Regions from separate parts of the Mus musculus genome. Here region 1 is linked to region 2. The links are chromatin loops, found by intact Hi-C in ENCODE. Cell type or tissue: heart. All regions are shown on one strand. Each heading gives the region's core, and the rest is flanking DNA. Links, peaks and the distances in the headings are about the cores only.

Region 1 (16,539 bases), core at 6,971-11,970, 60 kb after region 2:
TGTAAGTTTGGTTACATTTGGTTTTACATTTTTGTGTATCTATGTTTTTTATTTTGAAAATTTTTATGTTTTTTTTAAATTAGACAATACATTTTGATTATATTCTTTCTCCTCTCCCAACTCCTTCCAAACCCTGTACACCTCTCTACTTACTCAAATTCATCTTTTTTTCTTTCTTTCTCAATACAATAACAACAAAAACAACGAAAAATCAAAAATCAAAATAAAAACAAATAAGATAGAATACTACCAAACAAATAAAAACCACAGAGACCCTTTTGTGTTGGTTAACTGTTCCTGGGCATGGGTCTGTCCTGCAGTGTGGTTAATATGCAGTGATGCTCCATTGGAGGACACCGAGTTTTCCTTGGCTGGGATTTTTATCTGGCTTGGATCTATGCAGGTCTTGTGTGTGCTGTTAGTTATTAATGTTCTAATCCTGTCGTATCTGAAAAATGTTGTTTCTTGGAGTCATCCACCACTCTTGGCTCTTAAAATCTTTCTGCTTACTCTTCTATGTAGATTCTTGAATCCTGAGGAGTTTAATAAAGATAACCTATTTATGAATGAGTGTTCCAAGGTCTCTTATTCTCTTTATGTTGTCCAGCTGTGGGTTTCTGTTTTGTTTTGTTTTTTTACTTTTTAATTAAAAAAAAAAGATTTATTTATTTATTATATGTAAGTACAATGTAGCTATCTTCAGACACACCAGAAGAGGGCATTAGATCCCATTACAGATGGTTGTGAGCCACCATGTGGTTGCTGGGATTTCAACTCAGGACCTCTGAAGAGCAGACAGTGCTTTTAACCTCTGAGCAATTTCTCCAGCCCTGTGGGTTTCTGTATTAACTATCATCTACTGCAAGAGGAAACTTCTTGATGAAAGTTGACTGATGCTCTGACCTATGGGTATAGCAATATATCATGAGGAATAATTTCACTGCCTTTAGTAGAATCATAGTAGAAGTTTTCCCCCTAGTGCCCATGACATATCTAGTCTCAGGTTCTTGAATATTTTAGTAGTGTCAGGTATGGGTTGTACCTCATGAAGTGGACCTCAAATCCAATTTTAAAAAGTGATTGGTTACTCCCATAATATTTGAGCCACTATTGCACTAATATATCTTACAAGCAGGTCTCTGTTGTGTGTGGCAGGTTTATAGTTGGATGAAACTGATGATTACTCTTCTCCTCTGGTAACATGTAAAGTATCTTCTAGCACCATGAATGGCAGTCAGCAGGGGCAAAACTTCTAGTTGGGCACCAGCTCAATTTCTTCATACTTGATTACATAAGAAGTTGGGTATTCAGCAATAGGGACTAGCCATCAGGTTGTGGAGAGTAACCATTATATTTGGCAACAGCCTGGGATTTTGTGTCTGGAGGTGTTTATATGATCTCTTTGGCCAACATCTCAATAAACTCCTAGCATTGTTGCTTTTACTCAATGGAATAACATTTCTTGTTGGGATCTTGTTTCTCCATCATGTAGCAACTTTCATATATGTATATATAACCTTTTCATATATGTATATATTTTGGAAGCTTCTAAACTGCTAAATTTTGTTATGGCTTTTCAAAGGCCCTGTATACTCCAGCCTTTACCATCTTTCCCCTATCTAATCTTCTTAATTCTAGTTTACCTTTTCTCTCTTTATAATACTATGTTATATTTCCTCTTTCTTGGAAGATCTTACCCTTCTCAGTGGTCCCATAGGTTGCTTTCTAACTTTTGGGCTTATTTGGATTGAAGCAATATATCTAAATCTTAAAAGCTAACATCCTTGTGAAAAGAAGACATGAAGGATTTGTCCTTTGAGGTCTAGATTATGTAAGTCAGGGAGTTGTTTCATTTACCAGCAAATTTCACTTTCTTTACAATGAGATAATGTTCCATTGTGGAAATGTACTACACCTTCAATATCCATGGTCATCTGGGCTGTTTCCAGTTTCTAGCTATTATGAATACAGCAGTAATGAACATGGATGAGCAAGTGTCTTGTAGTAGAATGTAGAATCTTTGGGTATATGCTTAAAAGTGGTATAGCTAGATCTTGTGGTAAATATCTATTATCAGTTTTTTAGAAAAGAAATCTTTATACTGATTTTCACAGTAGTTTTATCAGTTTTCACCCCCACCAGCACTGGATAACTTCCCCCTCCCCCATATCCCACATCATGCTCTGTAATTTGTTTTATTGATCTTGGTCATTCTGACTGAAGTAAGATAAAATCTCAAAGTAGTTGTAATTTGCACTTTCCTGATGGCTAAGGATGTTGAACATTTTAAAAAGTGTTTTCCAGCCATTTATGTTTTACCTTTTGAGAATACTTTGCTTAGTTCTGTATCTCAATTTTTAAATTTTTTCACTTATTTTTAAGGTTTCTTTTTTTCCTTTTTATTAAATATTTTATTTATTTATATTCCAAAAGTTGTCCCTTTCCCAGTCCCCCTCCCTGAGTTCTTCACCATCCCCCCCACACCTCTGAGAGGGTGCTCCCCCACTACCCAACCATACCCACCTTACCTCCACCAACGTCCCTCTTCCCTGGGGCATCAAGTTTCCACAGGCTTAAGCACATCCTCTTCTATTGAGGTCATACAATGCAGTCCTCTGCTACACTTGTGCTGGGGCTGCGAACCAGCCCCTGTATGCTCCTTGCCTTTTGGCTTAGGCTCTGAGAGCTCTGAGGGGTCCAGGATAGTTGGCATTGTTCTTCCCATGGGGTTGCAATCCCCTTTAGCTCCTCAGTCCTTCCTCTAACTCTTCCGTATTGGTCCCTGACCTCAAAACCCCCAGTTGAGGCAGGGGTCCACCCACCCATCTTCAAAGTTTTTAACTCAGAGTTGTTCCTGTCTAAAGGTTCTTTAAAAAATCCAACTTTTATATTTTTGGTTGTGAGCCTAGCCTTTAACGGCTGAGCCATCTCTCCAGAACCCAGATGCCCCTCAACAGAGGAATGGATACAGAAAATGTGGTACATCTACACAATGGAGTACTACTCAGCTATTAAAAAGAATGAATTTATGAAATTCCTAGCCAAATGGATGGACCTGGAGGGCATCATCCTGAGTGAGGTAACAGATTCACAAAGGAACTCACACAATATGTACTCACTGATAAGTGGATATTAGCCCAAAACCTAGGATACCCAAGATATAAGATACAATTTGTGAAACACATGAAACTCAAGAAGAATGAAGACTGAAGTGTGGACACTATGCCCCTCCTTAGAATTGGGAACAAAACACCCATGGAAGGAGTTACAGAGACAAAGTTTGGAGCTGAGACGAAAGGATGGACCATGTAGAGACTGCCATATCCAGGGATCCACCCCATAATCAGCTTCCAAACGCTGACACCATTGCATACACTAGCAAGATTTTATCGAAAGGACCCAGATGTAGCTGTCTCTTGTGAGACTATGCTGGGGCCTAGCAAACACAGAAGTGGATGCTCACAGTCAGCTAATGGATGGATCACAGGGCTCCCAATGGAGGAGCTAGAGAAAGTACCCAAGGAGCTAAAGGGATCTGCAACCCTATAGGTGGAACAACATTATGAACTAACCAGTACCCCAGAGCTCTTGACTCTAGCTGCATATGTGTCAAAAGATGGCCTAGTCGGCCATCACTGCAAAGAGAGGCCCATTGGACACGAAAACTTTATATGCCCCAGTACAGGGGAACGCCAGGGCCAAAAAAATGGGAATGGGTGGGTAGGGAAGTGGGGGGGAGGGTACGGGGGACTTTTGGGATAGCATTGGAAATGTAATTGAGGAAAATATGTAATAAAAAATATTTTAAAAAATCCAACTTTTTATTGATTCTTTGTGGATTTCACATTATGCAACACAATCCCACTCAGCTCCCTGTCCCTTAACATCCACTCTCTGTCCTTGCAACTTCCCCTGCAAAAACAAAACAAAACAAAACAAAATCATCTCGTTATGGAAGCTGGAGTGTGTCACCCTTTTGTCCACATATGTTTAGTTGCAAATGTTCACTGTAATGAGTCATTGGTTTGCTTGATCTCTGACTTTTGCTACATTATCAATACTGGGTCGTTACCTGGACTCTCAGATATCCTGATGTTGCCCTGTGTCCTGGAGATCCTGCAGCTTTGGATCCACAGAAGTGGCCCCATTCACACAGTTTTACACTCCATAGATAGGGTAGATGTAGGGGTGGGCCAATCCAAACCTCTAGATTTGAATCTGGGTGGTACCTGAGCTGATCAGTTAGCCAGCTCTGGTGAGCCTCTAGCACTGTCCCAGCTTGGTCACCCAATGTCACACCTGGTAAGGAACAGGGATAGCTCTCCCACTCTCATACTGTCTGGCTGGCTCACCCATGCCCTTGACTCCAGGGCTGGTTCTATTGTCCAGGTGAGTTACAGGGCCCACTCTCCAGAGTGCTGCAGCTAGTGAGGGGCTAGGCCAGCTCTTCTGCCTGTCACAGGTGGTGAAGAGCAAGGGAGGAAAGGGTATTTCTCCCGTGCACACTCCACCACACCATAGATGAGTGACAGGGTCAGCTGTCTTTTTCTCACGCCCTCGGGGCCAGATTATTTGAGGTCCTGCCACCAATGTTCCACTGTGCTACCCAGGGCTGTAGCCAGTGAGGGGTGAGATTAGCTCTGCACAACCATTTGACACTATAATGGTCCCAAGCCACAGCCTAGACTAAGGACTTCCTTTGGTGGTCATATGAACAACAGAGATCTTCACAGATCCCTTCTGTTGCATGGCCAGAGACCCACACATGGCTCCCAGCAGCATCAGGGACCAGGACTTCACTATGGCCTCAGATGGCAGGACAGGCTACTTACATCAGGCTGTTCCTCTCCACCCTCACATCTCCAGTTCCATCTCTCTTCATTATGCTCAAACCTGCTTCTCTTTCTCACCCTTCGCTTCACCACATACTTACACTGTACATACATACATTGTAGTGGTTCTTGCTGTTAGTAGGCCATGTGGCAGGCCAGCCTGCCCACCTGTGCCACAGGACAATGGACAGTCCTTTTTTTTTTTTAGTTCTTTATATCTTCCCTAACCTTTCTATTTGATACATAGTTAGTATTTTTTTTTCTATTTTTGTAGGCTGCTTATCTGCTTGAACAATGGTATACCTTTGCCATACCAAAGTGTTTAGTTCATGAGGCCCTATGAATTATTATTAATTATTGTTTTTAGTGCCTGTTTTATCCGTGTCCTGTTCAGTAGTCCCTTTTTATACTAATGAATTCAAGCATATTCTCTACTTTCTTTTCTGTCAGATTCAGGATATCTGGACTTATGTTGAGGTCCTTGATTCATTTAAAGTTGATTCATTTAAAGTTGGTGATAAGTATGTATCTACTTTCCTTCTTTAACATGCAGCTCTCTGGTATGACTAGCATCATTGATCAAAGATTCTGTCTTTTCTTTAGTGTGTATTTTTGTGGGTATTTATTTGTTTAAAAAATTAGGTATCCTAAGAGTTTGAAATTATCCTCAATTATATTTCATTCTTTAAAATGCATGTCTTCACAACAGTCCCATTCTGTCTTTATTACTGTAGCTCTGCAATATCATTTGAAATCTAGAATAGAGAGTTCTCAAGTAGTTCTTTTATTATTCAGGATTTTTTTAGATGTGTGTGTGTGTGTGTGTGTGTGTGTGTGTGTGTGTTGTGTTTCCATATGAAATTGAAGATTTATTTTCAATTTCTGTGAGGAATTGTGTTGGAATTTATCTGGGGATTGTATTGAATCTATAAACTGCTTTGGCTAGATAGCTACTTTTATAATATTAGTTCCACTAATCCAGGACCAAAGGAGATATTTTCATCTTCCAGTGTCTTCTTCAATTTCTGTCTTTTTTCAATACCTTAAAGTTTCTATTAAACAATTTTTCACTTGCATATAATATATATATATGTATATATATATATAAAACTCTAGTATATTATATGTCATATATGTATATATGTTATACAATGTGTTATACCTAATATAATATAAATCATTTACATGATATATCTTAGTTTAATATGGCATATATCAAATGTATATATTCTGAGTCTATTGTTTCTCCCATTTCTTTCTCAGTTTTCTTGTCATTTGTATATAGGAAGAGCACATAGTTTTGTGTATTTTGTATCCTGCTACAACTTGAAAGTGTTTTTAAACTGCAGAAGTTTCATAGTGAAGTATTTAGGATATTTTATGTATAGGGTCATATCATCTTTAAATTTTTCAAAAGTTGATTGTCAGAGATTTCTAGACATGAGGTTAAGTGTGATTTTTCTTTTTGCATGTTCTTGCTTTTTAATGGTCCTACAAAAATGAATCTGGCTTAGTAAACAAAGCAAAGAAGATCATCATTGAAAAATGTACACTCAGTTTTAAAATGCTGGACAAGACCAATTCTTTTGAAAATATATTGAGTGTAGATTAAAGTTTTAGATGGAAATAACAATTTAAAATCTGCTTTGATTAAGATAATATCAGACCTCTATAACTTTTATTTAGTTGATTTTTGGCATTGATAAGATGGAATGAAAACATACATTATTTCTTTTATATGATTTTCCAGACAGGAGTAGCAAGTGGTCTCTTAACTATTCTTAGGTTTCTTCCTCATTAAAAACTGCTATTAAATTTTCACTGTAATAAAGTGAATTGCATAAGTTTAATATGTACATCGTAATAAGTTTTGACTTACCTTAAAATAACTTCTATCAACAAGTAGAATTAAACCACATTATCCACATGTCTTTTTTCTTTATACCATCCCCATGTTGAGAGCATTGCACAATATGTTAGTTATATTGTGAATGGGACAGATATGCCTAGATTCATCTCAAAACATTTACACTATTAGTGATCTTGTTTCCATGAGAAAACACATTCTAGGGGCTGGAGCGATGGTTCTGCAGCAGTTAAGAGCACTATTCGCTCTTTCAAAGGATCTGTGTTTAATTTCCAGCACCAACAAGGCAGCTCACAAGTGTCTATAACTCCAGTTCTGGGGGAATCCAGCATACTTACACAGAAAATTCAGGCAAAACACCAATGCATATAAAATAGAAGTAAATACATTTTTAAAAAGAAGGAAAATTTCTAAACATTTGAGATGTAATTTTGCTAGTAAGATGAAGGGCTAATATCTACCACTTCTCTGTGTGAACCATTAACTATATGCAACTGGGCTTCCCATTATTCCATGTATTATTTATATTCTCATAGACTTTTTATACCATTGTACTGGCTGGTTTTGTGTGTCAACTTGACACAAGCTAAAGTTATCACAAAGAAAGGAGCCTCCCTTGAGGAAATGCCTCCATGAGATCCAGCTGTAAAACATTTTCTCAATTAGTGATTAGTGGGAGGGTCCACTGTCGGTGGTGCCATCCCTGGGCTGGTAGTCTTGGCTTCTATAAGAAAGCAAGCTGAGCAAGTCAGGGGAAGCAAGTGAGTAAGAAACATCCCTCCATGGCCTCTGCATCAGCTCCTGCTTCCTGACCTGCTTGAGTTCCAGTCCTGATTTCCTTAGGTGATGGACAGCGATATGGAAGTTTAAGCTGAATAAACCCTGTCCTCCCCAACTTGCTTCTTGATCATAATATTTGTGCTGGAATAGAAACCCTGATTAAGACAACCACACTCCCCATAAATCCAATTTAGTCAGCATCATGAAAAGTAACTTGTTGGAGGTACTATTGCTGGAGAGTTGTTAAGAAGTGGTTGTATGTCATAGGCAGTGCAGCAATGGGTATCACAGGAATCTGGGAAGGAGAATAATGGTAGACAGGTACATAAGACTCTGGACTCACTTCAAGAATGAACAACTTTTATTTTTTCCACTGTTCTTTATATATTGTTAAGATGGTTATGAGAGGATAGTATTGCAAGTGGAGCTTGAACAAACAGTACCTTGACTCTTTATCTGAGTTTTTCCTTCTGCTCTTCCATAGCCCTTGTGGAATAATTTTGTCCAGTAGGCCATTCTTTCTAGACTTTATATTGTGCCTGAAGTTTTTTAGTCACTGGGCCATATCTGAGCTAGGATTTGTGCTGGAATTAGGAACTGTTGACCATTGGACTCAACAGTACTAGAATGTGCCTGATGTCTTGCTCCTTTTTATAAATGACAAGCAATTTTCATAAGGAAGTAATTACAACAACCTTAGAATTTTGCACACATTCTTAAAATGATGGTGATTTGATTTTTAACCTCATTTTTATTTTATATATATTAGTATTTTGCCTGTATGTATTTGTTATATTGTACAGTATCCGTAGAAGCCAGAATATGGCATTAGAATCCCAGTGACTGGAGTTCCATGGTTGTGAGCAGCCATATGGGTGCTGGGAATGGAATCCAGGTTCTCAGCTATCCAGCCCTTTGATTCTTATTATAGTGTAATATGAGTGACTTTAGTCATTATTAAGGTGATGGGACTTGTCTTTATTCTGAACCAATTGCTAATGCAATTATAAGATTAGACTTGATACCTTTCATAGTTTGGTCATTTTGCTATGATTTCTGTGCCTTTTTAACATTTTATACTTCGAAATTTTCTTTCATGTGTACTTCCATGACTTTTTTTCCCCAGTAAGATTTGTGTGAAAGCAGTTAAGGCTCAAAATCGCAGAAGCCAGTGTTGTATATTCAGTGTTGTATATGCTTTGCTTGGATTTCCACATTTGGACTTCACAGCAAGCTTATGAGCTATGTGCCACCCTGCTAAACTTATTGACTAAAACCTGATGCCCTGGGACAGTGATGGTATGTTCAGTAGGACACAGTGAGACACTGAGCTCTGTCCTGAGCTCCATCTACATGGCACGCTTCACTTTATTTAGTGCTGTTATTGTATAGAGGGCTTTGACTATCAAAGGGACCTGGATTTTATTCTTGGGTTTATCACTATCATTGTTAATTTGGATAAGGCTTCTTGCTCTGTTTTAGGTTTTTTGTTTTGTTTTGTTTTGTTTTTCATCATCTCTGGTAAATGAAACTAAAACCACAATCTGAATTAAATCTATCCTACAATTCAAAGGAGCGTGAGCCTGAGTTTTAAATGCTGAGTGTTGCTTTGATCATGGACTGATTTTTCTTTCCTGTTCTCACTTTCCTTCTATGCCTTAGCATTTGGGATGTGTGTTCCTGCACATTTGCTGAGCCTCCTCACTGTTTAATAAGAAAGGTTTAACAATCTGTGCTGTTCATTTCGGTATCAGATTTGATTCTATTTGCTTGTGTGTTTCAACAGGGTGGAGATGCATACAAGAACAAAGGAGGAAAAGACTGAAATTAGAATCAAAGGCCTGGCGTGGTAGAAGGTGTGGGAAGTCCATTTAACTTGACTTTTAACTACTCACATCAGCAAAGAAAAAAATTCCTTTAACTTGCTTAATCACATAATGAGTTCAAAACTGAGGTTTGCCAGCCAGTGAGATGGCTCAGTGTACAAGCCTCATGGGCTTGTTTAATTTCTGGAACCCAGATAAAGGTGGAAGGAGTGAAATGACTACACAAAGTTGTCCTTTGATCCCCACACAAATTCTCACACATGCACATCATATATATATATACATACAATAATGATGGGAAATACATTTTTAAAAGTTTAAGAACTGAGGTTTGAATAAAATTCTACCAGCTATTTTGGTCATTGTTTACAGGTTTAATGTGTGTACGTATGAATGTACCATACACTTGAGTGTGCATATATGTATAATACACATTTGAGTGAAGCGAAGGTTAAGAATGATTTCAAAGCCATGCTGATTAAAATTTATCTTTATTTCACTTCACCCAAGTCTACTAACTCGTACTGCCAAATAGTCCCTGCATCTGTGTTGCATGCCTCTTGCTTGTTTATGTGTGAACACAGACAGGGGTGCTCTCAGAGGTAACTGCAAGCTTGTTCCTACTGCACAGTCCTGAAATCTTCCTATGCTTTTTTTTTTCTCTTCATAAACAATACAAAGAAGTTGACAGGTCTGAAAGGGGCTTATGTGAAAAGATAATTAAGAGCTTTAGAGAGTGTCAAGAGTCAATAGCTCAGCACTGTCAGCACTCTGGAGTGTCTCAGGCTATAATTAGATGGCATGGAGGTGTAAGGCATGCTTGGCAGTTGATTCCTGCATGATCTCCAAGGGAAGAAACAAAGAGCGGCCTCCATGAGATGTCAGGCAAAAGGGGGGAACAGATGGACAGGACTCAATCATCCTAAGGGTTTGCTCTGTTTTCCCAGATGGCATTGTTTTGGTGAGAAGTTTCTTCGCCTTTTGACTAGTATTCACATGGGCCATTTTGCCTGTGCTCATAATTTACATAGTCCTCCAGAATTTGGACAGAGACATCTTTCCACTCTATGAGTGAGTGAGATCATTCCTAATTGGCCTCAAAGCCTTGTCTGTATTATCGAGTAAAATTACAACCTTTTTTTGTGTTTGTTTTTGTTTTTGTTTTGTTTTGAGATTATAATATAATTACAATATTTACACCTTTCCTTTTCTCTACCCAAATCCTCCCATATACCCCTCCTTGTTCTCTTTCTAATTCATGGTCTTGTTTTTGTTTGCTTGTTTGTGTTTTTTGTTTTTTTATTGTGTTGTTGTACAGTAATACTACTGATCAAAATTTGACCATAAAAGTTTCTTATTATATGGAACCTTAAATTGAATAAAAATGCATAATTTCAAAATGTTGTACATTAAGTAAATATGCCAATACTTTACTAAAATATGCCTATATAATGCCACAAATCAAAGAAACACAAATTTAGAGAATATGTGACAGCAAGTTGGCTTGAAATAAACTGGTGTGTTCTCGAAATGTAACTACTTCAAAAATTTATTCCTTGCCTGCAAGAAATCTGAGATAAACCTATGCAGATCTAACAATTTTGACATTTTATTCAAATTATTTTAAAATAAGAAAAAACAAAATACTACAGATAAAACTGAATCCATCCTCAGTCTCATTGCCTTTATTCATTCCAGGGACAATTACTTCAGTTAGTTTTCAATAATCTGTATATAGAAACCTGGGCAGTAACCTCACTCACTAAGATGAGTTCTTTCAGGCCAAGATATTTCAACACTTTAGATTATAAGGTTTAGAAGAATCCTCTTGAAGCTTTCATTCTCTCTAACTCTGAACAGCAAGCTAACTCTGATCTTCATTCTACCTTAAAATGTTTTATCTCAATCAGAGCTGTAGTCTTGACTTGTCCTGTAAAGCAGTCCTTCCTTAGCCAATTTTCTGTATTGTCCCCACACTCACTCCTCTTATCAGATGCCATCATGGCATCCGATGCTTTCTAATGCTCTGCAAAGCTCCAAATTTTTTACATCAGAGATCACTGACAAAACCTAGTCTTTAATGTAGAAGCTGGCGCCCCACACTCTAGTCCAAAATAACTGTTCATTAACTTTTAGTTATGTATCAATGTTCTTCCTAGACATTAACTGCTCATAGCCATGCCCTAATGTTTCACAGCTCTTTGCCTGAAATGATGCCATCTTGATAAAACACTACTCAACAGCTTGTATTCATTCCTTAACTCCTACTCACACTTTCTATGTACTATGTACTTTGATAATTCACACATTAACTCACAATAATTGCCACTTATATAAGTCTAACCCTTTAAACTCTGAACCTAACCAAGTCAAGGAAAATTAAACTAATTCCCCATCGCGTCTCTTAGCCTAGCACTATAAGTGTATTATGTAATCATTTAGAATGGAAGGTGGGGCAGTATTATTTCTTACTGACGTTGTACTGAAAGTCATAATAATGTTTGCTATATATGAAATGCTCACAACCAGATTTTAATATATCAGAGGTTGGACTATTGGTTGTGTATAGCCTAACATTTGTTTTAATGAGCAAACACACACACACACACACACACACACACACACACACACACTCTCTCTCTCTCTCTCTCTCTCTCTCTCTCTCTCTTTTATATATTGTCACCAATGCTTTAGAAGAATAGAATTGTATAAGTGCAATGGACTACATGATTAAATGTTTCCCAGCTACCCATTTCCAGAAAAGGCTTTCTGACCAAATGAATGAAACTGGGCTAGGCATTAGGGTGATGCAAAATCAGACAATAGTACAAATTTTCACTCAAATTTGTCATTTTAGGAGATTATTTTATCTTCTTTTCTTTACTTGATAATGTGTGATAATCATTCATCATCAAATATAATTCGAATAGATATTTGGGATCATATCTACTTATATACATTAATACATACATATGTACATATATGTAAACACATATATACTCAATACATGCATGTAAAATAGGTACTTATTATGAGTATTATTTTTGAAAATTCTCAGAAATATAAAGGAAAAAATGATCATTCCCTAGTCATACAACTCAGTGTTTTGAATACCATATGGATATATTTCTCTGATTGCTTTTAAGAGCTCAGCAAGAAAGTCCAGGTTTGCATACATATATTCATTACCCGCTGAACATTGGAAGCTGACCTGTACATAATTGCAAAAGAAGAACATTATAATTCTTTTAAAATGGTGGCACTTATTACATGCTAACACATGTTTATCCTAAAACTCCATCACCTGATGAATATACAATTAACCTACATATTGCCATAGAAAACATCTCCTTGGAAATGCAATATAGCCATATAGTTTTTAATCTGATCTTCAAAGGCTTTCTGTAGGAGAAAATAATTTTGCCCAATAAGATATATTATTAGAAACACAACTCTGCATAGCCAATTCTCTACATCATCTGATTTATTTTAATTAGAGGTTAGCTGCTGAATGTGATTACAGTAATAATTATTACAATACCAGTCACCCACGTTTCCATTAGGATTCCACTTGATAGTTAGCAATAAGCAGAAATAAAATATTAGGACTTTTAAGAGAAGAGATTACCAATTAGTACAATTCTCCACTGGCACAAGATAATTTTTAATTATACTCATCATGGTAATTATTCACCAAGCTAAATTCGCTGGGCTACCTGCATGCAGGTTCTCTCTGCTCTGCACCCGAACACCAGCTCCTTATCTGCTCAGGAAATCCTGAAGCAATGTTTGTATTAAATACACAGTTGACTGCACACCGAATGGAAAAGCAGCTGCAGAGGGGCAGGACAGATCTCCATTTCATTAAAGGACCCCTTCTCTGCAGGGCAAAGCAAGGTAAGGAAAGCAAAACATACGCTATAGGAAAAGCACTAAAGTACAAATAGTCACACATGTTCACTGATCACACATGATCCAATTGACCCTGCACAGCCTTCTCCAGGACAGCTTTCAGTCTTCTGAAACAGCCATTCAGACCCACACCACATTGCTTATTTTAAAGAAAACAAACTGAAGGTAGAGGTTGTTGATCACTCAAGGACTTGACAGTATTTTAAGGAGCTATTAATGACATTTCCAGGCATCATGGCTTCTAATGTGCATTTCTGTTGTGCTAAAACACAAAGCCATTATTTTTGTAGTTTATATGTTCTTGCACATAAATCCATGCATTAAACCACCATAATCTGCTCTAAGTTTTCTTTCTCATATGAAGCAGCTGTAGAGTGTTTACAGGAAACAAGGACCAAATGGGTCTGCAAGAAAGGTAGTTTGCTGGAGTGGATAAACACCAGAGCTGAGTTTTCAAGGTAGATAATTGGGTATTTGTCTTTATCCCTCCTGTAGGGGCCTGTTAGGAGAGATAGACTAGATTGCATTGTTACTAGAGATAGAATAGACTGCATATGAAATGGTTTCCATAAGGTATAAAGTGTTGTTCAAATATGAGGCAACCTTTAATAATTCCAAGGAGCGATTAACAGAGGGTTGAATATTACTTTTCAGTATGACATGAGAGTGTTATGTAACATGCAATTTGTGGTTTTACTCAGTAAATAAAACATATGCCATTGCTAGAAATAAAACAAACAAATTCTGCTCTTTGGAAATAGATGAATTTTCTCAAATCTCTGAATTAGATAGCATTGATAGAAAATATAAAGAAGTCCATTCCTCACACACTTCCCCCCCCTTGAGTGTGTGTGTGTGTGTGTGCGCGCGCGCGCGCGTGTGTGTGTGTGTGTGTGTGTGTGTGTGTGTGTGTGTGTCTGAAGAGGCAGCATTAGGCTTGTGATGTTTTGAGAAGAAAAAGTGCATACCAGTCTCTCCCCTCTCTCTGTATGTGTGTATATGCCTGTCTCTTTCTCTGTGCCTCTCTGTCTGTCTGTCTGTCTGTCTGTCTCTTTCTCTGTTGATGGTGGGCAGTATAGAATAGCCTCTGTGAACTTTCAGAGGGGCAGATGGGCTGCATTTGCCAGCCAGAGGCAGGGACTTGCTGTAGCTGTGTCTGTGTGACTGCACCAATCGCTGCCTTACTGATTCTAAATAAGAGGAAAATAAAGTAAATTCCAAGTGATTCTTTTCATTGCTGCTGGTGTTTGCTGCCAATGTTTGCCTCCATGCTTGAAAACATGGACAAAGATTTGTCATTTGCAAGTGCTCTATTTCTCGTGTTTAAATAACTCCTCCCGCTCTAGTGGCAACTGAGCTGAGCACGGGCCCTCCACTAGCTGATGGAGGGAGGGGCACATTTGCTCAACAAACATATTTAAGAGTAAAAAGAAAGCCATTTGTAGCTTGGCATTGGATAGTGCTTACTCATGGACCAAGATTCATAGGAGAAACAGGACAGCTGTGGCTCAGATTATCTTTGGATGTTTATCATTTTAAGTACTTGGAAAGCCTAGTTTATGTAAATTTCATGTTATTAAAGGCTTATGGATACATTAGTCATTCTTGGTATTTTAATTCTGTTACAATTTAAAGGAAATAGACATCTATTCTAGGCCAAGTTTATGAAATATTTGAAGAAGAAAAAATATATACATGAAAATTTTTTCCTTCAAACTGGTTATTTTTAGCAGCCTTTATATACATAATAGCAGTAATTTACCAACTAATTTACCTAAAATCTTTTTATTAGAGAATCTGAAAGTCATGCTAAACAAGTATTCTCTTTGTCTAAAAAGTTACATGAAAAGAAACACTTCTAGTTTATTTTGAGAGGAGAATTGAGGTTTCCTGGTGCTCAAGTGTTTGGTAAGCTCTCAAAGAGGTATGGGGGAAACAACCTGCCTGTAACAGGAGCCAGAACCAAAATAAAGAACAGGATTTAAAATTGTATCCCTTAATAGCATTCCCCGAGAGAAAGCTTGTACTGCCCTTTAACAGGGTGTATGTAATGGAACCAGCCCATCATCTGCCAATCTGGGGGATTGTTTAGAACTCTGCTGTCAGAGGTAAGGTGAAGAGTGGATATCCTTGTGAATTGGGTCCTTCAAATTAGAAGTTGATAAAAATAATGACAAAAACAGGTTTTCAAGTTTAAAATTTAGAAGTATTTTTGTTGATTTAAGGGTCTCAGATTATGTAGCTGGAGTTCTGGCTTGTTTATGTCCAATCAGAATTCTTTTTTTTCTTTATTATTGGATATTTTCTTTATTTACATTTCAAATGTTATCCCCTTTCCCAGTTCCCCCTCCCCTCCTAGAAGTCCCCTATCCCATCCTTCCTCCCCCTGCTTCTATGAGGGGGTCTTTTCTCCACCCACCCACCCACTCCCTCCTCCCTGTCTCAATTCTCCTACACTACAGATATCAAGCCTTCACAGGATCAAGGGCCTCTCTTCCCATTGAAACATGACAAGGCCATCCTCTGCTACATATGCAGCTGGAGCCATGTGTACTCCTTTGTTGATGGCTTAGTCCCTGGGAACCCAGGGGGTTCCTGTTGGTTGATATTGTTGTTCTTCCTATGGGGTTGCAAACCCCTTCAATTCCTTCAGTACCTTCTCTAACTCCTCTATTAGGGACTCTGTACTCAGTCCAATGGTTGGCTGTGACTATCTGCCTCTGTATTTGCAAGGCTCTATCTAGCAGGGCCTCTCATGAGACAGCCATATCTATCAGGCTCCTTTCAGTATTCACTTCTTGGCATGCACAATAGTGTCTGGGTTTGGTAACTGTATATGGAATGAATCCCCAAGTGGGACAGTCTCTGGATGGCCTATCCTTCAGTCTCTGCTCTACACTTTATCTTCATATTTGCTCCTGTGAGTATTTTGTTCTTCTAAGAAGGACTGAAGCACCCACACTGTGGTCTTCCTTTGTCTTGAGCTTCATGTGGTCTGTGAATTGTTTGGCACTTTTGGGCTAATATCCACTTATCAGTGACTACAAACCATGTCTGTTCTTTTGTGATTGAGTTACCTCAGTCAGGATGATATTTTCTAGCCAACCGAATTCAAGAACACATCAGAATTCTTCAGAAGGCATCCAGCAACTTTATATCTTTTTTATTGTGGTCATGCTCAGGACACTTACTGCTCTCTTATCCTTATTTTCTTACACAATTTTTGCTGGTGAATCAATATGTTTATTAGGGCTACATACAGGAGCATAAACAACTGAATGTCAGCAGTAGTCTTTTCAAGCCCTTCCCAGCATATGTGATG
Region 2 (16,539 bases), core at 5,366-10,365:
AAGACTTGAAGTTACAAATCAAAGAACTAAATTCTAGACTCAAGAGAACTTCCTGGATGATGCTCATCTACCATATCCTGAGGCTGACTTTTGTCAGGTAAAGACCCACGTTGCCTTGTCTAGTTTAACCTCATTGAACATTCAGTGGAAAGAACACTGGAAAAGGTGGAATCTCACCTTCCTTGTGCTCTATTTGAATTGAGTAGATTGCAGCAAGTCTAGTCATATGCTGCTTTACCCAGTGTGCACGCACATGTGTACGAGTGTGAAGTTTCCTATAAATCTGACTTTGCTGGAGAGCTTGAGATTATACATAATCATAATTATGTGATTACATACATTCATACATACATGCATGCATACATACATATACATAATACATACATTCTTTGAAACGCTTTTTCTTATTCTCAATTTAGGAACTGAATTCTGAAGGTAGTTCATGCTATAACAACCCTTAATAGACTGCCTAATTATGATTCAGATGTGACATCCACTAGAAAACCTGTGACACTTTCAATCATTTCTCCTTAACTTCAGATGTTAACTGCATGATGTTTCCTTTTATACGCAGAATATTCTGTGCATGTCTCTATCATTGTACTGTGCACCTAACTACTTGTATCCGCTCAATGGTTCTGTAAACATTTGCATTCCAGTGTTGACTACATGGAGTGTGCAATGAAGTATTCAATTAATAATAGTTATTTTATTAATATTGAATGAATGGGTGCCTATAGATACAGCCTGCTGAAGCTCAAATGAACCTTTATTTTTTCCATCCCCCTCAGAGATAGCTAGCTGTTTTCTAATTAGTGCAAAAAAGTGATTTCAGAGCTGAGATAAAGAAAGAAAAGGGAGTTGTATGTAGAGGGATGGTATATATATTTCTCATTGATGACTCATACACATGTTATCCAAAGGGTACCTTGCCTATAGAGTTCTGATGATTTAGGTGGTAGAGTTTGAGGATCACTACCCATTTATACCTTGGACCAACTCAACACTCAAAGAAAGGCTCAGGATGACCATAGTTCATCCAAGGCAGAAAGGACAACCCTCATATTCTTTTTTTTTTTTTCCATTATACTTGTTTTTTTTTTCCATTTTTTATTAGGTATTTAACTCATTTACATTTCCAATGCTATACCAAAAGTCCCCAATATCCACCCACCCCCACTCCCCTGCCCACCCACTCCCCCTTTTTGGCCCTGGTGTTCCCCTGTACTGGGGCATATAAAGTTTGCAAGTCCAATGGGCCTCTCTTCCCAGTGATGGCCGACTAGGCCATCTTTTGATATATATGCAGCTAGAGTCAAGAGCTCCGGGGTACTGGTTAGTTCATAATGTTGTTCCACCTATAGGGTTGCAGATCCCTTTAGCTCCTTGGCTACTTTCTCTAGCTCCTCCATTGGGAGCCCTATGATCCATCCATTAGCTGACTGTGAGCATCCACTTCTGTGTTTGCTAGGCCCCGGCATAGTCTCACAAGAGACAGCTACATCTGGGTCCTTTCGATAAAATCTTGCTAGCGTATGCAATGGTGTCAGCGTTTGGATGCTGATTATGGGGTGGATCCCTGGATATGGCAGTCTCTACATGGTCCATCCTTTCATCTCAGCTCCAAACTTTGTCTCTGTAACTCCTTCCATGGGTGTTTTGTTCCCAAATCTAAGGAGGGGCATAGTGTCCACACTTCAGTCTTCATTCTTCTTGAGTTTCATGTGTTTAGCAAATTATATCTTATATCTTGGGTATCCTAGGTTTGGGGCTAATATCCACTTATCAGTGAATACATATTGTGTGAGTTTCTTTGTGAATGTGTTACCTCACTCAGGATGATGCCCTCCAGGTCCATCCATTTGGCTAGGAATTTCATAAATTCATTCTTTTTAATAGCTGAGTAGTACTCCATTGTGTAGATGTACCACATTTTCTGTATCCATTCCTCTGTTGAGGGGCATCTAGGTTCTTTCCAGCTTCTGGCTATTATAAATAAGGCTGCTATGAACATAGTGGAGCATGTGTCCTTCTTACCTGTTGGGGCATCTTCTGGATATATGCCCAGGAGAGGTATTGCTGGATCCTCCGGTAGTACTATGTCCAGTTTTCTGAGGAACCGCCAGACTGATTTCCAGAGTGGTTGTACAAGCCTGCATTCCCACCAACAATGGAGGAGTGTTCCTCTTTCTCCACATCCACGCCAGCATCTGCTGTCACCTGAATTTTTGATCCTAGCCATTCTGACTGGTGTGAGGTGGAATCTCAGGGTTGTTTTGATTTGCATTTCCCTGATGATTAAGGATGTTGAACCTTTTTTCAAGTGCTTCTCTGCCATTCGGTATTCCTCAGGTGAGAATTCTTTGTTCAGTTCTGAGCCCCATTTTTTAATGGGGTTATTTGATTTTCTGAAGTCCACCTTCTTGAGTTCTTTATATATGTTGGATATTAGTCCCCTATCTGATTTAGGATAGGTAAAGATCCTTTCCCAATCTGTTGGTGGTCTTTTTGTCTTATTGACGGTGTCTTTTGCCTTGCAGAAACTTTGGAGTTTCATTAGGTCCCATTTGTCAATTCTCGATCTTACAGCACAAGCCATTACTGTTCTGTTCAGGAATTTTTCCCCTGTGCCCATATCTTCAAGGCTTTTCCCCACTTTCTCCTCTATAAGTTTCAGTGTCTCTGGTTTTATGTGAAGTTCCTTGATCCACTTAGATTTGACCTTAGTACAAGGAGATAAGTATGGATCGATTCGCATTCTTCTACACGATAACAACCAGTTGTGCCAGCACCAATTGTTGAAAATGCTGTCTTTCTTCCACTGGATGGTTTTAGCTCCCTTGTCGAAGATCAAGTGACCATAGGTGTGTTGGTTCATTTCTGGGTCTTCAATTCTATTCCATTGGTCTACTTGTCTGTCTCTATACCAGTACCATGCAGGTTTTACCACAATTGCTCTGTAGTAAAGCTTTAGGTCTGGCATGGTGATTCCGCCAGAAGTTCTTTTATCCTTGAGAAGACTTTTTGCTATCCTAGGTTTTTTGTTATTCCAGACAAATTTGCAAATTGCTCCTTCCAATTCATTGAAGAATTGAGTTGGAATTTTGATGGGGATTGCATTGAATCTGTAGATTGCTTTTGGCAAGATAGCCATTTTTACAATGTTGATCCTGCCAATCCATGAGCATGGGAGATCTTTCCATCTTCTGAGATCTTCCTTAATTTCTTTCTTCAGAGATTTGAAGTTTTTATCATACAGATCTTTCACTTCCTTAGTTAGAGTCACGCCAAGATATTTTATATTATTTGTGACTATTGAGAAGGGTGTTGTTTCCCTAATTTCTTTCTCAGCCTGTTTATTCTTTGTATAGAGAAAGGCCATTGACTTGTTTGAGTTTATTTTATATCCAGCTACTTCACCGAAGCTGTTTATCAGGTTTAGGAGTTCTCTGGTAGAATTTTTAGGGTCACTTATATATACTATCATATCATCTGCAAAAAGTGATATTTTGACTTCCTCTTTTCCAATTTGTATCCCCTTGATCTCCTTTTGTTGTCGAATTGCTCTGGCTAATACTTCAAGTACTATGTTGAAAAGGTAGGGAGAAAGTGGGCAGCCTTGTCTAGTCCCTGATTTTAGTGGGATTGCTTCCAGCTTCTCTCCATTTACTTTGATGTTGGCTACTGGTTTGCTGTCCATTTGTTTCATAACTTCTGTTAGTTTCACTGTGTCCCTGTTTAGTTTCTGTTTCCACGATCTGTCCTTTGAAGAAAGTGGTGTGTTGAAGTCTCCCACTATTATTGTGTGAGGTGCAATGTATGCTTTGAGCTTTACTAAAGTGTCTCTAATGAATGTGGCTGCCCTTGCATTTGGTGCGTAGATATTCAGAATTGAGAGTTCCTCTTGGAGGATTTTACCTTTGATGAGTATGAAGTGTCCCTCCTTGTCTTTTTTGATAACTTTGGGTTGGAAGTCGATTTTATCCGATATTAAAATGGCTACTCCAGCTTGTTTCTTCAGTCCATTTGCTTGGAAAATTGTTTTCCAGCCTTTCACTCTGAGGTAGTGTCTGTCCTTTTCCCTGAGATGGGTTTCCTGTAAGCAGCAGAATGTTGGGTCCTGTTTGTGTAGCCAGTCTGTTAGTCTATGTCTTTTTATTGGGGAATTGAGTCCATTGATATTAAGAGATATTAAGGAGAAGTAATTGTTGCTCCCTTTTATTTTTGTTGTTAGAGTTGGCATTCTGTTCTTGTGGCTGTCTTCTTTTTGGTTTGTTGAATGATTACTTTCTTGGTTGTTCTAGGGCGTGATTTCCGTCCTTGTATTGCTTCTTTTCTGTTATTATCCTTTGAAGGGCTGGATTCGTGGAAAGATATTGTGTGAATTTGTTTTTGTCGTGGAATACTTTGGTTTCTCCATCTATGGTAATTGAGAGTTTGGCCGGGTATAGTAGCCTGGGCTGGCATTTGTGTTCTCTTAGTGTCTGTATAACATCTGTCCAGGCTCTTCTGGCTTTCATAGTCTCTGGTGAAAAGTCTGGTGTAATTCTGATAGGCCTTCCTTTATATGTTACTTGACCTTTCTCCCTTACTGCTTTTAATATTCTATCTTTATTTAGTGCATTTGTTGTTCTGATTATTATGTGTCGGGAGGAATTTCTTTTCTGGTCCAGTCTATTTGGAGTTCTGTAGGCTTCTTGTATGATCATGGGCATCTCTTTTTTTATGTTTGGGAAGTTTTCTTCTATTATTTTGTTGAAGATATTAGCTGGCCCTTTAAGTTGAAAATCTTCATTCTCATCAATTCCTATTATCCGTAGGTTTGGTCTTCTCATTGTGTCCTGGATTACCTGGATGTTTTGAGTTAGGATCCTTTTGCATTTTGTATTTTCTTTGACTGTTGTGTCGATGTTCTCTATGGAATCTTCTGCACCTGAGATTCTCTCTTCCATTTCTTGTATTCTGTTGCTGATGCTCGCATCTATGGTTCCAGATCTCTTTCCTAGGGTTTCTATCTCCAGCGTTGCCTCGCTTTGGGTTTTCTTTATTGTGTCTACTTCCCCTTTTAGTTCTAGTATGGTTTTGTTCATTTCCATCACCTGTTTGGATGTGTTTTCCTGTTTTTCTTTAATGATTTCTACCTGTTTGGCTGTGTTTTCCTGCTTTTCTTTAAGGGCCTGTAACTCTTTAGCAGTGCTCTCCTGTAATTCTTTAAGTGACTTATGAAAGTCCTTCTTGATATCCTCTATCATCATCATGAGAAATGTTTTTAAATCTGGGTCTAGATTTTCGGTTGTGTTGGGGTGCCCAGGACTAGGTGGGGTGGGAGTGCTGCGTTCTGATGATGGTGAGTGGTCTTGATTTCTGTTAGTAGGATTCTTACGTTTGCCTTTCGCCATCTGGTAATCTCTGAAGCTAGCTGTTTTAGTTGTCACTGTTAAGAGCTTGTTCTTCAGGTGACTCTGTTAGCCTCTATGAGCAGACCTGGAGGGTAGCACTCTCCTTAGTTTCAGTGGGCAGAGTATTCTTTGCAGGCAAGCTCTCTTCTTGCAAGGCAGGTACCCAGATATCTGGTGTTCGAACCAGACTCCTGGCAGAAGTTGTGTTCCACTCACTAGAGGTCTTAGGATCACGTGTGGAATCCTGTGTGGGCCCTTGCGGGTGTCAGGCGACTCAGCTGGCAAGGTAGCCCGGGGCTCGAGTGGAGTGGAAGGGGTTTGTGCCCCAGATCAAGCCCGGGTAGCCTGCTTCCCTATGTACCGCAGTTTCAAGTTCCGCGCGATTGGGTTGGGGCAGGCGCTGTGTTCCACTCACCAGAGGTCTTAGGGTCCCGTGGGGAGTCCCGTGTGGGCCCTTGCGGGTGTTGGGCAAGACTCTGCTGGCAAGGTAGCCCGGGGCTCGAGTCGAGCGAAAGGGACTTGTGCCCCAGATCAGGCCCGGGTAGCCTGCTTCCCTATGTACAGCAGTCTCAAGTTCCGCGTGATTGGATTGGGGCAGGCGCTGTGTTCCACTCACCAGAGGTCTTAGGGTCCCGTGGGGAGTCCCGTGTGGGCCCTTGCGGGTGTTGGGCAAGACTCTGCTGGCAAGGTAGCTCGGGGCTCGAGTCGAGCGGAAGGGCCAACCCTCATATTCTTAAGCAAATTGTGGGTCCTGCAAGAACTAAGAATTGTCTGATTAAAACCTTGACATCAGTCCCTGTTAACACACTCAGTTTAGACAGTGGAATAAGACCAATCTATGGCCATGTTAGCCAGCTTTCTGTCACTTTGTCAGAACATCTGAGATACACGACGGCTGGGGATGGGCTTATCACAACTCATAATTATTTCAGAGATTTCAATCCATGGTCAGTTGATTCCACTGTGGTGGGTAGTATATTATGGTGGCGGACTTTTGCAGAGGATCTGTTCAACTGGGCACAGTGTAGAGGCAAAAAAGCAGGAAAGAGCAGGGTGTCTCACTTTATCCTTCAAAGCTGAGCCTTCAGTGATTTAGCTCATTCCCAACAGGCCCCACCTCTTAATGTTCCCATTACCTCTCAACAGCGCTGGAGACTGGGGACTAAGCCTTCAAGACTCAAACTAGAATAATCCTGCTGCAAATGTGTAAGGAATATGTAGAATATTCCCCCTTTTGGGTCTCAGGGAGTATTTTCTGCTGTGTCAGGTGCCCTGGGTGCTGCACAGTGTTCCTTCTCTCAGCCACTGAGATCTTATTTTACAAAATAAACTGTGAATTTTCAGACAGTGGTAGCAGCCCTTCTGAACAAGTGGTTCTTAACCTTCCTAATGCTGTGACCCTTTAATATAGTTCCTCATGTTGTGGTGAACCCCAAGCATAAAATTATTTTGTTGCTACTTCATAACTATAAATTTGCCACTATTATAAACCATAATATAAATATCTGATACATGACCCCTGTGAAAGGGCCATTTGACCCCAAAGGCCCACAGGATGAGAACTGCTACTCTATACATCTATACATCTCTATACATCTCTATCTATAATGAGATTATCACCTTTCCTCTCTCATACAGCCCCTGTGCTTATTCTGTTTCCCCAACTTCCAATCAATCAAATCAGCCACTAAAATAAAAAACTGAAGGCAGATCCCCATTTAGAGATGTAAGATGCATTTTGTTTTCTGATAGTTTGATTTTGCTGGCTAGTCTCCTGAGAGCCATCCCTGCTCCATGGAAGTAGAAGACAGAGGTTACTGGAAAGGTGCAACTGGAACCTTGAAGTGGATCTGCATTGCTTGGACTGTGGCTGTGACCTTTCAGGATTGATTTGAAATTTATTCTGATGGAAACTGAAAGCCGAATATCACTGGTAATGTCGATTTAAGTTCTTCATATATATTTCTGCAAACTTTTGTATGGCCACAGTAGGGTGGCAAACTTCAATATAGCTGTCCAGTTACTGCTCGTTTGAAGACCTGTTTATAATGTCCATTCTCAAAGTCATGTTCATTGTTTTATTTGACGCCCCCTTCTTGCGTACTCCTGGGATTATTTGGGTGGCATCTGTGCTCACCCAGTTTATTACTGCTTGACACTTTGCACATGTAAATGGCCATAAAGTCATCAGCCCTTGTAGCTACCAGACCTGTTTGGGAACATAAGTATAAACCGTTTTCTCTTTTATCCACTTGTGATTTAGGGATATCTCTGATCTATTTCTTTCTCTTTGTTTTAAGATCAATAATTACATTAAAAAGCAAGTATTTACAAAGAGAACAAATAGAGGTCTTTTGATTTTCTGTTCCTGTTTTTCAAGTGTAGAGTTTCTGAACATCAGTTTAAATTTGACTTTGATTTAATAACTCATCAAGGGTCAGATAAGATTTCAATTGAGTAATGCTGATATAGGAGCTGGAGCCAGGCCAACATCACTTGAAGGCCAGGGGAGCACATCTAATTATTGTGACCCAACTGGAGATATGATACCTTGTCCTTTTAAACCAGCTAAGCTAAGGGGAAGCTTGCCAGGACCAGGGTTTGCCAATTTGGCCTTACATGCCCTGAACTTGCTGTCTAGGTTGATTCAGTGGAAAGAACATGGGCTTTGTAGACAAAGCTCAGATTGAATTCTGGCTGTTGCACTTATAACCTTGAGGCCTTGAGCATATTACTTAACCTCTCAGAGTCTCAGTTTCCTTTCTCATAAAACAAGGATTATACCTCCCCTGCAGTGCTGTTTGTAAAGATGAAATGAAATACAATAACTCATGTCTGGTCGCTAGGCTGGCAAAGGGTATGTACTCCAGAACTACCCATTCCTTTATTCTGTTATCTTTCTCAGTAGGTCAGATTAATGATGACCATTTTCTAGCAACTTATTGAAAATAGCTACTTCTAATAATGATGCTCATGCCACTATATCTTTAGTGCTGCAAACAGGAATATAAAATATAGATATAGCAAGATCTTTTCTTAGAATACTTAGAATGCCAATAGTTTCCCTTTTAGACAAGGAATTTAGCTCCTGGAAAAGAAATTTGTCCTGACTTTCTTCTTTCCCTCTTATGTTTGTTTCATTTATTGGCTAATTGACTTAATTAAGTCTCATTTTCTTGCTAGAATAGATAATTTGTAACAGTGCCAATTTCTGGTTCATGGAGGCACATCTCTGTGATGTAGATCAAACAGAAGGATGCAGTTGTGCTGGTCAGTATACAGAATGATGTCATCCATATAGAATGTGATGTGAAAAGCACCCATGGAACTTGTCGTCCGTGGCACTTTAACACTTGTTTCCATAGCTAAGCTCGCTGATCCAGACATCTGAGAGGCAGGCCTGCCCCTGCCAGGCTTGCTTGCCTCTGCCAGGCCTCTCATTTCGGGGAAATAAATTAAACCAGTTGATGACAAGGTCTGGATTATACAATTTCTTTAAACTACAAAGCAAACCTGAAATCTAATAAGGAATGAACACAGTGCAGACAAAATGGTTAAGAATCCATTTCTGGTAACCTTTGTAAGAAAGTTTGAACACACCCATCCCCCTTTATACATTTTGTTTCCCAGCTCCCAGAAGCAGAATCATATGTTACACCTGGCAGTGGGAATTGTAGCACCATATTTTTTCTTATTTTTAAGAGGTGATACCATATTTTTTTTTTAAATGAGGAGATTGGAAAAAAAATAAACAGATGGGTAGAGACTGGTGGAGGGGGATATGGTACTGAGAGAAAATGAGAGAAAGACAGAGCGAGGTAAGTGCTAAAGGGCAAAGCTTCAGTACCAGACACTGAGGTATTTGCATATTCACAATATGTTTCTGGCCGAGAGCATGTTTCTCTGGCATTCTGTATGTATTTCTAGGTCTCTATATTTATCTGTGTCTCTGGCTACATATGTGAGGCTAAGTTTAGAGCTGTGTTTGCTGGATGCTCTGCAGTGGTACTTGAAGAATTCCGTGTTAAGTATTCACTGGCAGTGTGAATAAGCTGCCCTGGCATAGAAGGGGAAGTGGAGGAGGGAGGTGGAGACCCGGCACAGTCTGTGGTGAGGGCCAGCTGCAGACGGAGTCAGTCTTTCAATGCTATTTTCATCATGGGCTTCTGAGCCAGTTCATTTATTTTTGGGTTCCCCTTCATTCCAAATAGAAACAGGTGATACTAAAATGAGACTGTGCCACACAAGGACAGAAGTTTGCCGTGCTTCCTCATGCTATCAGGGAGCTCGAGTGGGATAACTCCAGGGGAAATTCAGAGGACACCTGTTTATTTGAGTTCCATTCCTTCTGTTTCTTTCCTTTGATAAATAAATAAGAAAGAAGGACATTTTGGAAGGAAAGAAGGTGAGGGCAATAAGTTAAAAGAGGTAGTTACCGGATAGGTAGCCACGGCATTACATAGTTTATCCTTGGTTAGCGTGAAGCTGTGCACTTGAGGCCATGTTCACAATGCCCTCATCATGCAGGTCTATATTATACTGGTCACTCAGCCTCATTGATGTTTCTAGCATCAGCTATAGACTAAGTGTATTAGGAACATGCTTATATGATCATTACATACATTGCCTTTTTTTCTCTTTTTTTATTTTTAATATTTTTTATTATTATGTATTTTCCTCAATTACATTTAGAATGCTATTCCAAAAGTCCCCCATACCCCCCCCCCCACTTCCCTACCCACCCATTCCCATTTTTTGGCCCCGGCATTCCCCTGTAAATGAAGGTGTAAATCTAGAATTTTGCTCAAAATTTCTATAGAAAGAAAAAAATTGCCAATAATTTTGCTTTCAATTAAGTGAATTTATTGGTTTTTCTTGATTAAAAAGTAAAGATGAAAATGATAGTATAACATTACAAACACATGGAATATCTACAGTATGGTTTGAACATATCTGAGAATGTATGTTTATGTGTGTGGGTGTGTGAGTGGGTATATGGTTTGAGAGGTGCTGATTTATACCATGTCCTCTCTGTGATTCTAGGCCCATATAAGGCATCTTGTGGACTGTCTCATGCATTCTAAATCATTGTGGTACCCTGTTAAGATAGTTATACAGGTCTGATGGGTGTCTAGAGAATGTTCAAGGCTCATCGTAAGGTTGAACTTCTGGTTATAAATGATTATAGTGAACGATGGAAAGTAAAATCAGCAAAGAGAAGAAACTCCCAAGATGTCCTGAGGACAAGATGCCCACTCCCAAGAGTCTCTTTCCAGTGGAGTCAAAATGGATGTCCCTGATTCCTTTAGCAATTTTACATCCCTTTACAGAGAAATGTAAAAGTGTGTCTAACAGAAAGCTCCAGAGGCTTAAAAGCTGGAGGTTTTGGAACTTGACCATGGGATGGGTATCAGGTTGGGCCAGGTATTGGTTGGTCATTCCCTCGGTCTCTGTTCTATTCCCCATGCCTGAATTTCTAGTAGACAGGATAAATTTTGTATTGAATGTTTTATGGGTGGGTTAGTGTCGCTAATGCTCCACTGGAGTTCCTGCCTGGCTACAGGAAGTAGCCTCTTCAGGTTCCATATCCTCAATGTTATAAGCTAGGCTATCCCCATTGATTCTTGGGTGTCTCCCTTTTCCCAAGTCTCTGTTTCATCCTATAGATGTCCCCCACCTTCTCACCCCTGTCAGTTGCAGATTCCCATTCAATTTCATGGCCATCTATCCATCTCTCCTGTCATTCTCCACACTTGATCCCAAACACCCCATTCCCCTCTCCACCCACTCCCTCGAAGTTCCCATCCTCCATCTGCCTCTTATGACTATTTTACTCCCCCTTCTAAGTGAAATTGAAGCTTTCTTGCTTGGGCCTTCCTTCTTGTTTAGCTTCTTTGGTCTGTGGAGTGTAGCATGGTATCTGTATTTTATGGCTAATATCCACTTATAAGTGAGTATATACCATGTATGTCTTTTAGGGTCTGGGTTACCTCACTTGGGATAAATTTCTCAAGTTCCATCTATTTACTTGCAAAACTCATGTTGTCTTTGTTTTTAATAGCTGAGTGGTATTCCATTATGTAGATGTACCACATTTTCTTTATCCATTCTTCAGTTAATGATACTCTCTTATGCCTGTAGACAGAAGCAGGTTGTCTTCTGAGAGGCTCCATCAGCAACCAACTTAGACAGATACAGATCATCACAATCAAACAGTGATGGAGATTGGGGAGTCTTATGGAAGAATAAGAGGAAGGATTGTGGGCCCTACAGGGGATAGGAACTCTACAGGAATACTAACAGAGTCAAATAATCTGGACCCTTGGGGCTCTCAGAGTCTGAACCACCAACTGAACTACACACATGGGCTGAAGCTAGGCCTCCTCTCACCTATGTAGCAAATGTGCAGCTTGGTCTTCTTGTATGTCCTGAACAACTGGAGTGTGTGTGTGGGTCATTCCACAAGTTGTTGTTTGTACACAGGGTATGTGCTTCTAGCTGGGCTACCTTGTCTGGCCTCAGTGGGAGAGGAAGTCCCAGGGAATTCATTGAGAACAACAAGTCTTCAGTCTCTTGGAAGCCAGAAGAAGTAGGCTCTAATATCAGCAAAGGAATGTCTCAGCAACTAGATAGATAAATTTGCCAGTGAGAGTGAGGGCAAGCAGGGAAGTATCAAAGGCTTCCCTTTTCTGTGTCATTTTATGTGGGCTGCCACAAGAAGGTGTGGCCCAGTCATAAGGTGGGTTTTCCCATATTAAGTGATTTAATCATGAAAATTCTTCCAGGCTTGCTTGGGTTTTAGTTGGTTACAGATGTAGTCAAGTTGGTAAGTAAGATTAGCCATAGAACTATACTAGTAGTTTTTATTTAATTGATGATTCTAATATATTACGGTCAAAGTCATTTGTCATTTCACTACCCAACAACCTTTTCAATTTAGGTTGCTTTCAAAATTGAGATTGTATTGGCACTGGATGATTGAAATTTTCAAGATACTTGAGGTTAAATATCTAAGATAAGATTTTCCACAACCAAGCACTTTAAGGCCAGGGATAATAAAAACACGTTGGAGTGTCCCAAAATGGCCACCAACAACCTCTTGATTCTTTGTATGTACTGCTTCGTCCATTTCAGCAGGGAATGTGAATTTGCTCTACTGTGTCTGTGTTAACATCTTTTCATTTTGTAATAGGATTTTTCTAAGGTGCTACACTGGCTATGAATTTGAGGTTCTGCTAAAACTTCCCAAATACCTAAGATTGTAGCCCTGTACCATCAGACCAAACTTCTCAATGGTTTGCTTTGATCAAAAGACTACAAAGATACCTTATTATATCAGTGCTGGGCCTGGCCTTCATGACTCCTGAGCATCCTCTCTTTTCCTTGGAAGATCAGATACCATGTACAACATCCACTCTATGAATATACCCAGTTGGATGTGTGACAAGACCATAACCCAAGCATAAAGAAAGCCTACCAAAAGCAAGAAGCAGGGTCACAGGCTTGTGACCCTGCTGAATGCTCCGACTGGTTCCAGCCTCTGACACTATCCTAGTTAAGAGCACATGTCAGGGAGTATACACTGTCCAAATTCCTGATTGACAGATCCACATTCAAATGGAACAGATGGATTTTAAGTGATTAAATCGAGGGAAGTTCATCATGTGCTAACCAATAGAACGCAATATCAGTTAACATTTTATTTGCTAACAAAACTAGAATGGCAATTTTGTTTTTAAAATGAACACAAAATGTTCCTTAACATCTATATGAAGTAGCCTATAGTTATTGCTAAATTTCAAGTCATTTTGACACATCAAATCATGAACCACTAAAATTTAATGTTCCTTCCCAAGTAGAAAGTAGAAAACACCATTTCTTTATTTAAACCTTACTGGTTTTACCTGATTTGGATAAGTAACTTCCCTTTGACTAATAATTTTTTTTTGGTTTTCATAACAAAAACTTCATAAATATATGGTGAGAGAAAACTATTACAATACACACCTCCACATGCACTTTGGCAGTTTCAACTATTGTTGTTTACATTATGTAATAATTATCATTTTTGAAGAACCATGCTTGTGATAGTTCTCTATTCATGTGAATCAATCCAAAGAGAGGGAGAAGACATGGAGAGTATCCTTCCTACTACACTCCTGAGACCGCCTTTCTCTTCTCCTTAAGCAGAGGCATATTTTCCACTTAGTGCTCTAGTTAGTGAGCACGAGAATATTGACTCTGAAGCAGAAATGAAGTGATTAGCCTCCTTAAATCCCCAGCAATGGCTGCAGTCAAGTTTCATAAGTGCCTCTGATATAAACATTCCCAGAAACCATTTGCCAAAGGAGCAGCCACTTACAGAAAGGTTGAAATAAAATTTAAACAAGACATTGAACACAGATTTACAATACTCTCATGACAAAAACTGTGGTTTCAAGTTTTTGAGGAGTTTCTGTGGTTTCAACCGAGGACATAGTGTGTGTTGAACATTAGCTATTTGATGCTTAGATGTGGAATCCAAAACCACTTGGAAGGTTTAAACATTGGCAGCCATGAAAACAAACACAAGACCACATTCCCAGAACCTAAAGGAAACCAAAGCAAACATAATAGAAGACAGATGAATTGCTTTCTATATGAATGATAAAGCTGCAAGAAAGCTTAGCTTTACACTGGCAAGGTAATCCTCATAATTACACGTTGGGCACAGTGCAGATTGAAGTGCTATGTGCCATAGTTGCAAGATGAATGCTATGCTCTTACATTCCTTTGGTCTGCGTCATGTGACCATGGTGGATGGAATGAGAATTAGGCAGTAGGCGAAAAGGAACTTTAAGAGAGATGGTTCTTTTTTGTTTGTTTTATTTTGGGTTTTTGTTTTGTTTCCCTGTTGGGAATTTGTGCCAGTGTTGCCCTGTGGCTGAATACTCTTCTATGTGGGTTTGTGCGGGATGGTTTGAAGGTGTTGAAGGTTGGATGTGGACAGGTGGGTAAACTAGGAGTTTGATGATATAGGGTGGTAGGTCAATGTTTTGGTAAGGCTAATGGTTTTAGAAAGCTGACTGTAAGGCTGATTGTAATTTTGTTCCCTACTAAAATGATGTTAGATCATGAGTGCTAAGATGCAGATAGCTGCTTTGTAGGTATTTCCCATTGAGGTAAAAGGGTTCCATTAAGCATGCTGTTTTTCTCCAGTTCATTAAATAATTTGATGCTCTTGGGAATATAAATAGGCCATTCAGTACAAACCCAGTAAGGTGACCCAAGTTGCCTAAATATGGTATGAAAAAGAAATCTCACCTAACAGAGGACTACAGGAAGGATCTAATTTAGCTGTAGAAAGGCCTTATTGTTAAGGAGCTACCTATATCTTGATGCTTTTTGTACTATGTTTCATAGTTTAGTTACTCTTCAGGTGAAATGATCATAAGAAAATCTGTACCTTCCCTGGATAAGTTTGTAAAAATTAAACTAGATTAGCCAGTGGCTAGAAAACACACTGAAGACCAAGCAGAGTCTGAGAGGCTGTGCCAGCCAGCATTAGTGTTCACAGTATCTTCCAGACAAAGAGCAGGGGTTTCAGAAGAAGAATTTGGAAACATGCAGATAGGAACAAGATGGAAATTCTTAACTGAAAAACTTGTTTCTGTGTCTAGAAACTTAGAGTTAGAATGTACATGAGAGTTTGTCATCATTACTTTCCTGCCATTGTCACACTAGTTGATAAGTAAGTATTTGATATACCTTGTACAGAAACATACACACACACACACACACACACACACACACTAGGACATGGTAGTCTAACAACAAACACACAATCTATATGAGCTTCATTGATATAAAGTGTTAGAATTTTTATAAGTGATTGAGATAACCCTATGAAAACTTGCACATCTGTTTTGTGTTTTCTGTTATTGACTGAATGAATCTCCTAGAAAATTGTTTGCTGACAATAGACATTTTGACTACGATTTTATGAGTAAATCTCATGACAGGTTCTAGAAGGCACAACCCGTTATTCATTCACATGTGGTTCACTGGGGTAGAACAGCAGGACTTAAAGTTCAAGTACTGCTTACCTTGTGGGAATCACTGACGTTGACTGGAGTTCCCCTCTTGGCTTTTTTCTCCAAGTGGTTTCTCAGGTTGTTGCTCTAGCATATAGCTTCTTCTTCAACAGAATAGTGAATCTTTACATGTCATGTTAAATCCAAGAGGGCAAAGTGGACGTCTTAAAATCGCTTAAAGCCTGGACCTAGAACCAAGAGCCACAATTGCCTCCTCCTGACTTGCTATGAGAGGAAAACAAAAATCTCTCTTAACCTATTCTGTTGAGGTGCTCTGTTAGGTGGGTCAATGAGTCTTTCCTGCTCCAAGGCTAAAAGCTGGCTTATGTGAAGATTGAGATTGTGTCCTACTCATGGTCTTTGTTCTTTAGCATCAAACCCAAAGGGCTTTCTTAGGCAGCCAGGAATACTGGTGTCAGTATTGCTCCTAGAGCATTGCTGTTACTTTGCTTACCTTGTTTTGGGTTAATCCTCTCTTATTTCAGTTAAAGAGAAAATCTTTGTTGCTTTGAGAATTAGAAATCTTTCTAGGTGAGTTAGATGGCAAGAGATGACCCTATGAATTTCAGAAAGGTGCCCCGAGAAAGAAATGGTAGAGGGCCCAGAATTAAGTGGCAAGAGTAAGCATTACCATTCATGACAATCCTCTAAGGATCCTTAAAGGAAAGGAGCAGGCAAAACTAACGAATTATTACCATAAACCTTACTTTCAATATGCAGTTGAAAACAGTCCATCTACCAACAGTGTAGTCATGAGAATCTGATCATATCATTTCTCCAAACTTCCTAGCTAAGAGAAGGAAGAAACTATACCTTAGGCTCAAAACCTTACTGGGTACATCACAGCTTAGTTTGACTGCATAACTCCAATAGACTGAAAAGTAGCAGATGTTTATTAAATATAAAAAGACAGAAATTAACTACTTTGCTATATCTTGTGTCCCCCCCCCAATCGGTTTCTAGGGATTCTGAAATTAGAAAGGACTACTAAATAATTATCAGAATATGATCCCAGGCCACAAAGAATTAAGAAGCCACACAACAGCAGGCCATAGGAAAATGTCTAT

The links. Hi-C counts contacts between places; a loop is a spot of excess contacts. Peaks named below come from ENCODE experiments on the same cell type or tissue, not always from the same donor. Only the 100,000 strongest peaks of a DNase experiment are listed, where the experiment ranks them.
Region 1: a loop joins it to region 2, with 5 times the contacts of the local background. A loop is called at or near these places in 4 of 42 quality-filtered maps.

Annotation. Positions count from the first base shown.
Region 1 is chr19:14,159,523-14,176,061 of GRCm38, reverse strand. No RefSeq gene overlaps it. Among named protein-coding and RNA genes, the nearest start is that of Gm31331, 71 kb to the right of the region's middle. In heart, for the core only: no CTCF peak of the experiment used is centred there; a DNase peak (open chromatin) is centred at 10,081; H3K27me3 peaks cover 2,435 bases.
Region 2 is chr19:14,218,197-14,234,735 of GRCm38, reverse strand. No RefSeq gene overlaps it. Among named protein-coding and RNA genes, the nearest start is that of Gm31331, 130 kb to the right of the region's middle. In heart, for the core only: no CTCF peak of the experiment used is centred there; DNase peaks (open chromatin) are centred at 7,995 and 9,475.